2 separate regions of the Homo sapiens genome follow, and region 1 is linked to region 2. The links are chromatin contacts, found by Hi-C or POLR2A ChIA-PET in ENCODE. All regions are on one chromosome and are shown on one strand. The core of a region is the stretch at or near the end of the contact, and the rest is flanking DNA. Distances in the headings are between cores, read along the strand shown.

Evidence for each region. A loop is a pair of places that touch in the nucleus more often than their neighbours do. ChIA-PET counts read pairs that join two places held with the same protein, here RNA polymerase II (POLR2A). Pooled maps may share reads with other maps.
Region 1: a loop to region 2 is called in a map with no recorded cell type, with 2.6 times the contacts of the local background. The contact joins two enhancer-like sites. A Hi-C loop is called at or near these places in 3 of 37 single-sample maps with no recorded cell type and 8 of 50 pooled maps. POLR2A ChIA-PET finds 5 or more read pairs at or near these places in 3 of 52 experiments (PC-3, Panc1 and WTC11).

What each region holds. Positions count from the first base shown.
Region 1 is chr17:62,095,832-62,102,550 of GRCh38, forward strand. No RefSeq gene overlaps it. Among named protein-coding and RNA genes, the nearest start is that of MED13, 34 kb to the left of the region's middle. RefSeq lists an enhancer at 5,081-5,686. Within about 2 kb of position 2,965, at least 2 of the 41 ENCODE cell types and tissues checked have a DNase peak (open chromatin) inside an H3K27ac peak, as active enhancers do.
Region 2 is chr17:61,900,487-61,906,884 of GRCh38, forward strand. It overlaps INTS2 (integrator complex subunit 2), which reads right to left. Exons shown (of 25, transcript NM_001351695.2): 9 at 3,974-4,099. Among named protein-coding and RNA genes, the nearest start is that of INTS2, 24 kb to the right of the region's middle. RefSeq lists an enhancer at 3,831-4,140. Within about 2 kb of position 3,990, at least 4 of the 41 ENCODE cell types and tissues checked have a DNase peak (open chromatin) inside an H3K27ac peak, as active enhancers do.

The sequences.
Region 1 (6,719 bases), core at 1,715-4,214, 190 kb after region 2:
TTTTGGGAATAAAACGTTGGCACGTTTGTTCTGTTGTCCGAAGATAGCCTTCATTTTGAAATAGAAACACACAGAGAACTAAGTTTCCTCTGAGACCATCAGGTGGTGTGTCCCAAAGTTGACTTGGAAAGAAGTACTTGGAAAGAAATACAACAAAGTTGCTTGTGGTTATTGTGGTTTATGCAGACCCAAGTCACAGTCCTGGAACGCCGAAGCAGGAATCCAGAACTACAGATCTGCCAAGAACAGAACATGGACCAGCAAATTGGATGTATTATTCTTCATTATGAGAGCCCAGGGGTTGAGGAAAGACAAGCATGAAAGATATTTCAGTGTCTGGAAGACCTCTAGCTGCTAGAGACCATCCCCTCTTCGTAGGATCCTTAGAGGCTGTCTGGTTCAGCTTTCTCGTGTTACTGGTATAATAAATACCAAGTCCCAGAGAAACTAGCAAACCTTGCCTACTTCAATTAATGGTTGAAACATGAATAAGACTCGTGGGACAACCTCCTTTTTAAATGAGATCTGGCAGGAAATGATCATGGTCAGAGCTGAAATGTCTTTTGTGTGAGCATCACATTTACACACATGCTGAGAATCCATGTGTTCAACAGGTCGCCAGCATGTAGCGAGGGTGTTGATAAAGTCCCAGGTCCTCGGTAATGACTGGTGAATGGTGTCATTTAATCATGGAATTAGGCAAGCCAGAAGCCCCAGTGGCCCTTGATCCCTGCCCAAATCCAGTCTATCACCAAGTCTTGTCAATACTGCCTCTATCTACTTCTTTTTCTTCAGAACTGGGCTCACTATCATCTTCTCTTGCCTGGGCTTCTGGGACAGTGTTCTAATGGTCTGCCCACGTTTCCACTGCCTGCAATTTACTTTTCTCACAGCAGCTGATGGTCTTCCCTCTACAGCCTTATTTATTTATTTATTTATTTATTTATTTATTTATTTTATTTTTTTGAGATGGAATCTCGCTCTGTTGCCCAGGCTGGAGTGCAGTGGCGCGATCTCGGCTCACTGCAAGCTCTGCCTCCCAGGTTCACACCATTCTCCTGCCTCAACTTTCCGAGTAGCTGGGACTACAGGCGCCCGCCACCGCGCCCGGCTAATTTTTTTGTATTTGTAGTAGAGATGGGTTTCACCGTGTTATCGAGGATGGTCTCGATCTCCTGACCTGGTGATCTGCCTGCCTCGGCCTCCCAAAGTGCCGGGATTATAGGCATGAGCTACCGCGCCCGGCCTATTTTTTAATTGTTAATTAATGAACTTTATTTTTAGAGCAGTTTCATAGGTTTACAGAAAACTGAGCACATAGTACAGGGAGTTCCTTTATACCCACTTTCTATGCCACTCACAGTTCCCCCTATTATTAGCATCTTGAATTAGTGTGGTACATTTCTTACAACTGATAAACCAATATTGATACTTATTATTAACCGAAGACTGTTATTATGAACCAAAGCTTACATTATGGTTTAGTCTCCTGTTGTATAATAAATGTATGACATGTATCCACCATTGCAGTATCATACAGGATAGTTTCGCTGCTCTAAAAATCCCTCATACTTCACATCCCTTACCAGTGATTGTTTCAAAAGTGGATCCTGTGGCCAGGTGCGGTGGCTCATGCCTATAATCCCAGCACTTTGGGAGGCCAAGGCAGAAAGATCACTTGAGGGAAGTTTGGGCAGTATAGCAAGACCCCATCTCTACAAAAAATTAAAGAATTAACCAGGTGTGGTGGTGTGCACCTGTAGTCCCAGCTACTCAGGAGGCTGAGGTGGGAGGATTGCTTGAGCCTAGGAGTTCGAGGCTGCGGTGAGCCATGATTGCACCACTGCACTCCAGCCTGGACAACAGAATGGGACTCCATCTCAAAAAAAAAAAAAAATCAAAATGCAGATCTTTATTACAGCAAAACATACCTCCAAAACTGCAGATCTTCTGTCTCTCCCCTCACTCAGCCTCACCTTGTTCCACTATCTAGCATTCTGTTTCCAACCATACAGGTCTTTTTGTTTCAATCCCTCAAGCCACACTCAATTCTGTCTCAGAGTTTTGCTCATGTTGTTTTTTTCTTCATGAAATGTCCCATTCTACCTCCCGGCCCCAACTCCAGGTCTTATCACAGCTGCCTCCTTCCTAAACTGTGAGCTCCTCACTGGCAAAGCTGTGTTATTGTACCCATGGTACCCAGCACCTAGTGGATGTGTAATAAATGTTTGCTGAATAATATTAATAATTAAATTATTAGATGAAGAGAACAACAGCACAGAGTTTCACTTGATTGTGAGGAGCTTGGGAAGGGTACTGAAAGTTTGCAATGACGGCTAGGGGATGAAAGGGAAGGAAATGCTGATAGGAAAAATGCCTATTCAATAGGCTGAGAACACAGCTAAAAATCTGTAGAGGCGGCCAGGCACATTGCTCAGGCCTGTAGTCTCAGCACTTTGGGAAGCCAAGGGGAAAGGATTGCTTGATCCCAGGAGTTTGAGACCAGCCTGGACAACATGACAAGACTCTGTCTCTATAAAAAGAAAAAAGAAAAAAATTTAATTAGCTATGCATGGTGGTGTGCCCCTGTAATCCCAGCTACTTGGGAAGCTGAGGCAGAAGGATGCTTGAGTCCATGAGTTTGAGGCTACAGTGAGCCATGATCATGCCACTGCACCCCAGCATGGGTAAAAGAGTAAAAGTCTGTCTCAAAAAAGAAAAGAAAATTTGTAGAGGCCTCAACCCATCAGATGGTGTCAGGGGAGAGCGCTGGATGAATAGTTACAGTGATAAAGAGTTTAAGATTTGCAGGGTGGAACTGTTCTGGTAGTGACAAAGTACAGGGTGTGGCCATAGGAGTCCACTGAAGAGAACTGGAAGTGAAGACGCTGAGTATGAAAGGTCAGGAAACTAAGAAGCTGGGTCATTGAGTGGGTGGCCTACAAAGTCAGCAAAATCTCCCTTCCGCCCAGGAAGAAGAAGTGAGACAGGTATTTAAGAAATATGGCTGATGGATGACAGAGATGAAAGGAGAGAAGATGACAAGTTGGATGTCATGGACTTCATTGGGGCAGAGGTTTTTCATAGGGAAGAAATTGTTAGAAGGGTCTTAGGGAACTGGAAGAATGTTGTTGCTAATGCCTCCCTGTATTGGGGGCATGAAAGAATAAATAGCTTCTACTCGAAAGAAGTACAGGGGAAGTGGTAACCTCAGGGGAAAGCCAGGTTTCAGTTCAGACTAGAAGGTGAGGGAGTTTGCAAGGTGTCTGGTTGCACATAACAGAAATCAGCTCCAGCTATCTGTGGCCAGTAGTGAGTGACGGGTTGAGGGAGTTGGGTATCTTGGACAGTTGCACAAGATGGTAGCCACAGGCCTATCATTATGGGTGAGAAGATGCTATGATGGTCTTGATGAGCTGGGAAGACACTCCAAAAAGGTGTCCACTTTAGATAGTTCTGTGAAGAAGTTAAGGAAGTAGGAGAATTCACCAACAGACAGGGGTTCCATAGGACACAAATATTAATGGAATGTCTGGGGAAGTAGAGAGAAACAGAAGTACAGAGAAATATGGGGATTAGAATGGTCTGTGGGTTCCAAGTGGTGGTATCAGGAAGGTGGTATCTAGAATGGTAGGTACAGGAGGACCTACAAGCACATGGTGACATTTGTCGTGTCTGTCTAGCCCCTATTCTATTCCAAATATCTGTCTGCTCCCTAATTCGTCTTCATCCATTGAATTAGAGTTTCTTTCCTTTGTGTGTGTGTGGGTGTGGGTGGGTGGGGGGACAGAGTCTTGCCCTGTTGCCCAGGCTGGAGTGCAGTGATGCAATCATAGCTCAGTGCAGCCTTGAACTCCTGAGCTCAAGCAATCCTCCCACCTCACACTCCTGAGTAGCTGGATATACAGGGGCACCACCACACATGACTAATTTTTTTAAAAAATTTTGTAGAGATGGGAGTCTCACTGTGTTGTCCAGGCTGGTCTGGATCTCCTGGCTTCAAGCAACCTTCCCACCTTGGCTTCCCAAAGTATTGGGATTACAGGCATGAGCCCGGCTGAATTTGAATTTCTGACTTTCTTTGCCTCATCCCCTTTCTTTGCCCCAGAACATCTCTTAGAGCTTCACTGTGCCACCACGACTTCTGCTACCTCCTTAAGAAGCTGCACCCTGGATTATTTCTTAAACACCCACTGTGCGGGTTGGATGCTGACCCAGCCTGCTCTACTGAGCCCTGTGAAGCCCCCACCATCTTCTAACTTACCATATTATATTGTAATATTTTTGTGTCTCTCTTGTGTTCTAATCTATGAGTTTCTTCAAGAGCAGACATTATTTCTTGTTCTTATTTACAGTCCTCCCCTGTAATGTCTAGCACATTGCTTGTGACCCAGGCAGGGATGGACTTGTCGAATGACTGACTGAATGACTGAGTGAGTGAATGGACTTTGATCTCTTATTGTCCTGTTCCTGTAGTCTAGAAATGTTAGACTCAGAGGTACCCTCTCTGGCAAGACTTTCCCTTTCTTGCCCACCCTTTTATCTGATTTCCTGGTTTTGATTTCATGCTTGCCAGACATAGACCATTTGCTGGGCTAAAGAAACCCAGCTTGAGAGATACCCTGTCCCAATTCTTCCTGGCCTGCTCCTCCCAGGATCCTCCTAGAATATGGGTCTGAGACATATTGAATGTTTTCTCTACTTCCTAAAATGACATCTCTATAATATAGGCTGAGTCCCCATCCCTGAACACTTGGGTTAGGGCCAGGATCACCTGGTCCATATTCCCCAGACTGTCTTTTCCCACCTTCAACACATCTACCATCCTAGCAGAAGGGAAGCCCAGGTTTAGTGAACAGAGTGGCTGAGAAGTTACATGGCCATGATAATGCCTGATTTCAGGAAAGGGATTACTTCTGGAATAGCAGGGAGATGACATGAGAGCAGGCACAGGCTACGGGAGCTTCAACTGTACGGGTGATATTTTATTTCTAAGATGGGTACATACTCATTCGTGATTCCTTAAATCTCTTTTTTTTTTTTTTTTGAGATGGAGTCTCACTCTGTTGTCCAGGCTGGAGTGCAATGGCGTGATCTCTGCTCATTGCAATGTCCACCTCCCGGGTTCAGGTGATTCTCCTGCCTCAGCCTCCCGAGTAGCTGGGATTACAGGTGTGCGCCACCAAGCCCAGCTAATTTTTATTTTTTTAGTAGAGATGGTGTTTTGTTATGTTGCCCAGGCTGGTCTCAAACTCCTGACCTCAAGTAATCCATCTGCCTGGGCTTCCCAAAGTGCTGGGATTACAGGCCTGAGCCACCACACCTGGCATAAATGTTTTGTAATCCTGAAACATTTCAATGACAAAGCTTAGAATGAGAGGTACTCAGCTTTTGCCTTAGCAGAATGCCTGCAGGTGGACCTGGGGATAGAGACAGTAGTGGTTAATGGACTCTAGGGGTTTAGGGGAATTAAATCAAAGTGTTCAGCAGAGAGAGGACAAAGGGGCAGTAGAGGGCTTCTGGGCTCAGGGCCAACATCTTGGACCACAAGTCTATAAGCTGAGTTTGACTGACTGTAAAAGCCTGTGAATCTATTGTATTCACTGGCAAAAATCTTCAAAATAGGCAATCCCCAGCTTATTAGTTTATTTATTGGTCTGTTGTCTGGAACTGGGAACAAGTTTTCCTATAGAAACAATATTACAAATGGTGGCTCTGCCCCAAGGCCAGCCCACAAAAGCTCACAGAACCGTAATGTACCTGAAATATTGTACTCATAATACTAAAGATCCTGACCACTATTTATAAAAGTGTTTCTGTGGGAAAGTGCATTTCGAGTTTTAATGCCGGTAACACATATTCCTCAGCCCTGTGAGTCCTCTGGACTCTTGACCTTACTCCCACTGTGCTGATTCTTATCAGAATGGCACCATAAGCGCTGGCACCATAAGCAGCAGGAAGGCAAGTTAGTTGCTTTCTGTTGCTACAGAATTCAAGCTGAAGTTTCAAGCAATTCATCTTCACTGAGCTGACCCCAACCCCTACCATGTACCCTGGCCTGTGATCTAAGTTTAGCCTTTTAAACACAACAAAGAGCCTCTTATGCAAAACATGCTTTGTGCACCCTATCCCAAGCTGATACATAAACTCTGTCACATTAGGGACTCAATTTGGATGTTTCTGGAATGCCAAAGATGAGCGGGAGTCTTCGTTTCATGAGGAAAATGGTCTGGAAAATTTTGGGACTAGTAAAATCCCTGAGACACTGGAAAGGGACAGCTTTTGAAGAGGGGCTTGTATAATCAAGCGGAGAAGTCACCTGATGTTGACTGAAAGGAGATGAAAAATGTCCCTAAGGAGGCCAGGCATGGTGGCTCACGCTTATAATCCCAGTGCTTTGGTAGGCCGAGGTGGGCGGATCACTTGAGGTCAGGAGTCACAACGCCAGGAGTTTGAGACCAGCCTGGCCAACATGGTGAAACCCCATCTCTACTAAAAATACAAAAATTAGCTGGGCATGGTGGCGACCGCTTGTAACCCCAGCTACTTGAGAGGCTGAGGCATGAGAATAGTTTGAACCCAAGAGGCAGAGGTTGCAGTGAGCCCAGATCATACCACTGCACTCTAGCCTGGGTGACGGAGCGAGACTCTGGCTCAAAAAAAAAAAAAAAAGAGTCCCTAAGTTTAGAACACTGGTGTCTTTGGCAAGGACAAGTATC
Region 2 (6,398 bases), core at 2,740-5,239:
GGCTGATATCTACCAGCCCTTAACCCTCACTCTTTAACTTTGTTTATGGGTTTCTGTATAGGTCTTCCCTCTCCAGGCCAGACAATAATCTTTAGAACTCTGATCAGCCCAAGAGTTTCCCAAAGACCCACTTATGCATTAGAGGTTCTAATATGCTTTTTCATTTCCTAGTCTTAAATATGAACAATCGGCCAGACGTGGTGGCTCACACCTGTAATCCCAGCACTTTGGGAGGCCAAGGCAGGCAGATCACCTGAGGTCAGGAGTTCGAGACCAGCCTGACCAACATGGAGAAACCCCATCTCCACTAAAAATACAAAACTTAGCTGAGGGTGGTGGCACATGCCTATAATCCCAGCTACTCGGGAGGCTAACACAGGACAATCACTTGAACCCGGGAGGCAGAGGTTGCGGTGAGCCGAGATCACACCATTGCACCATGGGCAACAAGAGCAAAACTCTGTCTCAAAAATTATATTTATATATGTATATGAACAATTAATATTGGCTGGGTGTGGTGGCTCACACCTGTAGTTACAGCACTCTGGGAGGCAAAGGCAGGAGGATCACCTTAGGCCAGGAGTTCAAAATCAGCCTGGGCAACAAAAGTGAGACCCCATCCCTACAAAAAACTTTTAAAAATAAGCCAGGTGTGGTGGCCCACACTGGCCACTTGGGAGGCTGAGGTGGAAGGATCTGTTGACCCCAGAAGTTCAAAGCTGCAATGAGTTATGACTGTACCACTGAGTTTGCCCCGAGCAACAGAGAGAGCCCCCATCTCTAAATAAATAAATAAATAGAAATTTAAAAATAATAATAAATATTAAGTATCTGAGAAAAGCTTCTAACTTTAAAAATAGAGACCCAAAAAAGGCAGGGAAAAAAAGCAGCTTAGAGAAAAGAAGCAATACAAATAATAAAATCTCTTCAAAATCAGTATGACTAATATCAAAGAAATTATGCTATAATGAACCAATAGACACTACAAAGAAGAAACATTCAGAGAGCCAAAAAAGCACTCTTAGAAATTAAAGACTGAATAGGAATTGAAGATAAAGTTAAAGACAAATCCTAAAAGGCAGAATGATTTCTTTTTTTTTTTTTTTTTTTTTTTTTTTTTTTTTTTTTTCTGAGATGCAGTCCCGCTCTGTAGCCCAGGCTGGAGTGCAGTGGCGCAATCTCGGCTCACTGCAAGCTCTGCCTCCCAGGTTCACGCCATTCTCCTGCCTCAGCCTACAGGACTGCAGGCGCCCGCCACCATGACCGGCTAATATTTTTTTGTATTTTTTTTAGTAGAGACGGGGTTTCACCGTGTTAGCCAGGATGGTCTCGATCTCCTGACCTCAGGTGATCCACCTGCCTCAGCCTCCCAAAGTGCTGGGATTACAGGCGTGAGCCAGTGTGCCTGGCCATTTTGCTCCTTCAGAATGGGTATGTGTGAAGTAAATTCTTTTTGAGACTGGGTATTTCTGAAAATATCTTTGTCCTACTTTGACATCTGATTGATAGTTTGATGGGGTATGGAATTCTAAGTTGGAAATAATTTCCTTTCAGGACTTTGAAGGTGTTGCTTCATTGTCTTCTAACTTCCAGTGTTGTCAGGAAGTCTGACATTCTGATTCCTGGTCCTTTGTGTGGCCTATTTGTTTTTAATATAGAAACTCGTAGGATTAGTTTTTTATCCCTAGGGTTTTGAAATTTCTGGATGATATGCCTTAGCCTGAGTCTCTTTTTGACTATTGTCCTAGGCATTCAGTAAGCCCTTTGAACCTGGAAACTCATGTCTCTCAGTTCTAGGAAATTTTCCTGAATAAATTTGTTGGTAATGTTTTCTTCTTGGGTGTTCTGTCTAAAACCTCCTTTTATTTGGAATTGGACTTTTTGAAATGATTGTCGTATTTTCTTATCCTTTCCTCTTTTCCTTCCCCTCAATCTTGTTCTACTTTTTAGAAAACAGCTTTATTGAGATGTAATATACATACCATAAGATTTACCCAAAGTGTACAATTGAGTGGTTTTTAGTGTATATACAGAGTTATGCAACCACCAACACAACAGAATTTTAGAACCTGTTCAGCACTCTAAAAATAACTTGCTCATTCTAAGACCAGGTACAGTGGCTCACCCCTGTAAACCCAGTGGTTTGAGAGACTGAGGTGGGAGGACTGTTTCAGGCCATGAGTTTCAGACTAGCCTGGGCAACACAGCGAAACACTGTCTCTTAAAAAAAAAAAATTCTCCAGGGGTAGTGGAACGTGCCTTAGTCCCAGCTATTTGGGAGGTTCAAGGAGAAGGATCACTTCAACCCAGGAGTTCAAGATTACAGTGAGCTATGATTGTGCCATAGCACTACAGCCTGGGTGAAAGAGCTTAAAAAAAAAAAAAAAAAAAAAACAGAGGCTGGGCACGGTGGCTCACGCCTGTAATCCCAGCACTTTGGGAGGCCGAGGCGGGTGGATCGCGAGGTCAGGAGATCGAGACCATCGTGGCTAACATGGTGAAACCCCGTCTCTACTAAAAATACAAAAATTAGCCGGGCGTGGTGGCAGGCTCCTGTAGTCCCAGCTACTCGGGAGGCTGAGGCAGGAGAATGGCGTGAACCTGGGAGGTGGAGCTTGCAGTGAGCCAAGATATCGCACCACTGCACTCCAGCCTGGGCGACAAAGCTAGACTCCGTCTCAAAAAAGGAAAAAAAAAAAAAAAAAAAGAAAGAAAGGATAGGTTTTCTTTTTAATTTTTTTTTTTTTAAACAAAGACAGGAGTCGCACTATGTTGCCCCAGCTGGCCTCGAACTCATAGCCTCAAGCAACCCTCCCGCCTCAGCCTCCTGAGTAGCTGGGACTACAGGTGTGAGCCACCACGCCTGGGTAATATGATGATATGAGATATAAGAAACAGAAGATCCAACAAAGGAGAGATGAAGCAAGTCTCCAAAATGATGGTGAAGGTCAATCCCAGGATGAGAGCTTTATACTACCAGGTATACCTGGTAACCATTCCAGACCAAAATGCTCCTGAAGAAATCTCCTCAAGAAGATGAAACTCACAGACTGTCTAATGAGTCAAAACATCTGGAGAGAAGATTTAGGCTGGCAGAGAGTTTGAGGTTACATGAATGGTACATATAACACCAAGAAAGTTAAAAGCAAAAAACAAAAACACAGGATAAATATTAATCCAAAAAAAAAAAAACAAGTTTTACAAGGAAGTAAAAAATAATCATATACTGCATGGTTGAGTTCTCAGTAGTGCTTACATAATCATAACAACTATATATTGATCTAATCTAAATTATAACCATACTAGGAGAATGAGAGGATAGGAAGGACATGTATGGATGTGTTTAGGACAGGGAGAAAAAAGACAGAGAACTAATTTCTCATCTTTCATACTGGGAACTCAATAAAAAATACCTAAAAGCAAAAATCAAGAGGTATCAAATACAAACATATTATTACAGATGTAGCAGTAAAACACAAAATAAACAGCTAAAAGAATTGAAAGACACTGCTTCTAAGAAAGATAAAATAGGAAGGAGAGAAGGAAGGACTGCTATTTGCCTTAACAAATCCTGAAGAACTATTTCGACTTATTTAAACAATGTACATATATAAGATAAATAAAATGAATCAGATGCTACTGATATCCTTATTTTAAAAAAATACAAATAAGCTGGGCCAGTGGCATACACCTGCAGTCCCAGCTACTTGGGAGGCTGAGTCAGGAGGATTATTTGAGGCCAGGAGTTCAAGGCTGCACTGTGCTATGATCATACCCATGAACAGCCACTGTACTCCAGCCTGGGCAACAAAGCTAGACCCCTTCTCTTAAAAATTGGAAAAAACAAAACAAAACTACGACTGTCCATACCTAGACCAGCTTTTGTAGAAAACTCTTATCTAATGCTATACAATTTTATTGAGTAAATAAAAGTAAACCTTGAGAAAATGGAGCAACTTATATAGTTAGGTACCTGACAAGTGTAGAAAAGGCCAGTAGCATACAAAAGGAAAGTGAAACAAAGCGAACCCCAGCTGGCGTAGCAGGAGGACGGCTCGTCATCAACTGCAGTAATTGCTCAGCTTCTTCTTCAGTTGGTCTAAAAAGGAATACATCATTAGGCTTTACATTTTTAGTTGGGATGAAGAAGAAAAAGTGAATTTTTAACCTTTTAGTTACAAATTTTAAACTTTATAATGGTATCTTGCTATTTATAAAATCTTTAACATCTCAAGTTGCCAAATGCAAAACTGTTGAGAAATTACAACTACAGTGTTTTACTGTGGACACAAATACAGGCAGGTCCTCCCTTTGCCCTGTAGTGTGAGACCATAAAAATGACCATGCAAGCTGAAATCATGCAACACAATCTTAATAATCAATGGTGAAAAGTATGGTTGTACTGTAGCCTTTAAAATTTTTGTCAAAACATTAAAAACTCTGTTGATTATAATGCATAATTTTTTTTTTTTTTTTTTGAGACAAGGTCTTGCTCCATCGCCCAGGCTGGAGTGTAGTGGCAGGATCAGAGCTCACTTCAGCTTTGACCTTCCAGGCTCAGGTAATCCTCCCACGTCAGTCCTCATGTAGCTAGGACCACAGGTATGCGCCACCATGCCCAGCTTATTTTTTTTAGTAGAGACAGGGTTTTGCCACGTTCCCCAGGCTGGTCTCAGACTCCTGGGCTCAAAAAATCCACCTCCCTTGGTCTCCTAAAATGCTGGGATTACAGGTGTAAGTCACTGTACCCAGCCAGGAATTTTTTTTTTTAAATGGTAAAACTAATATTTTTATAGTACTCTAATTGAAAATATTAGAAACATTGGGAATTAAACTGTTTTCTTTCTTTCTTTTTTTTGAGACAGAGTCTCACCCTGTCGCCCAGGCGGGAGCGCAGTGGCACAATCTCGGCTCACTGCAAACTCTACCTCCTAAGTTCAAGCAATTCTCCTGCCTCAGACTCCTGAGTAGCTGGGACTACAGGCACACGCCATCATTCCCAGCTAATTTTTGTATTTTTAGTAGAGAGAGGGTTTCACCATCTTGAATAGGTTGTCCTCGAACTCCTGACCTCACTGATCCACAAGCCTTGGCCTCCCAGAGCGCTCGGATTATGGGCGTGAGCCACTGTGCCCGGTCTTAAAGTTTTTTTATTTCTTCGTAAAGACTTTATCAAGAGTAGTTTAAACAGCCTTTGCCTCCTTTTTTTTATGTTTTTTGTTTTTGTAGAGATGGAGTTTCACTCTTATTGCCCAGGCCGGACTGCAATGGTGCAATCTTAGCTCACCGCAACCTCCACCTCCTGGGTTCCAGTGATTCTCCTGCCTCAGCCTCCCAAGTAGCTGGGATTACAGGCATGTGCCACCACACCCAGCTAATTTTGTATTTTTAGTAGAGACAGGGTTTCTCCATGTTGGTCAGGCTGGTCTCGAACTCCCAACCTCAGGTGATCTGTCCACCTTGGCCCCCCAAAGTGCTGGGATTACAGGCGTGAGCCACCGCGCCTGGCCTATGCTTTCATCTTTATTGGCCAACTGTCTCTTCCAATTATCTGTTTTTGGAATATAATGTTCCAAAAACTGTTTCCATGTTTTGGAACATGAGTTCATTATGGAGAGAAAGGAAGCAATACAGGTTGAGTAACCCCAATCCAAAAAACCTAAAATCTGAAATGCCCCCAAACTCCAAAACATTCTGAGTGCCAATATGAGGTAATGAGCTCAAAGGAAATGCTCATTGGAGCATTAAGGATTTTGAATTTCTGTTAGGGATGCTAAATCGGTAAATATAAACATTCCAAAATCCGAAAAGTTCTAAAATCCCAAACGCTTCTGGTCTCAAGCATTTCAGATAAGGGATATTCAACCTTTACAACTACCTCCTCTGCTATATGTACATGAATCAAATAACAGGTGTGCAGTAACCAGCTACCGACAGACTTTGAAAGAAGTGAGGCCATTGGTCACTAACCATGATGTACATCTGTTATTTACTTAGTGATCTGTGTCCTGAGGAGCTCACAAACTCTATACAATTAACTGGTTAATGTATCATGGCAACTGAAATGGCAACTGTGTTGAGAGACCAGCATTATTTAAATAAACTGGCGTAACTGAAACTCATGCATATTGGAGACATGCAAATGAGGACTGTATGTACAATTATTAAGAACACTATTCAAAAGGATTTTGTATGGTGACTAAGAAACATTGTACTGGCCAGGCACAGTGGCTCATGCCTGTAATCCCAGCACTTTGGGAGGCTGAGGCAGGCAGAACACCTGAGGTAAGGAGTTCAAGACAAGCCTGGCCAACATGGTGAAACCCCGTCTCTACTAAAAATACAAAAAAAAAAAAAAAAAAATTAGCCGGGTGTGGTGAGGCAGGAGAATCGCTTGA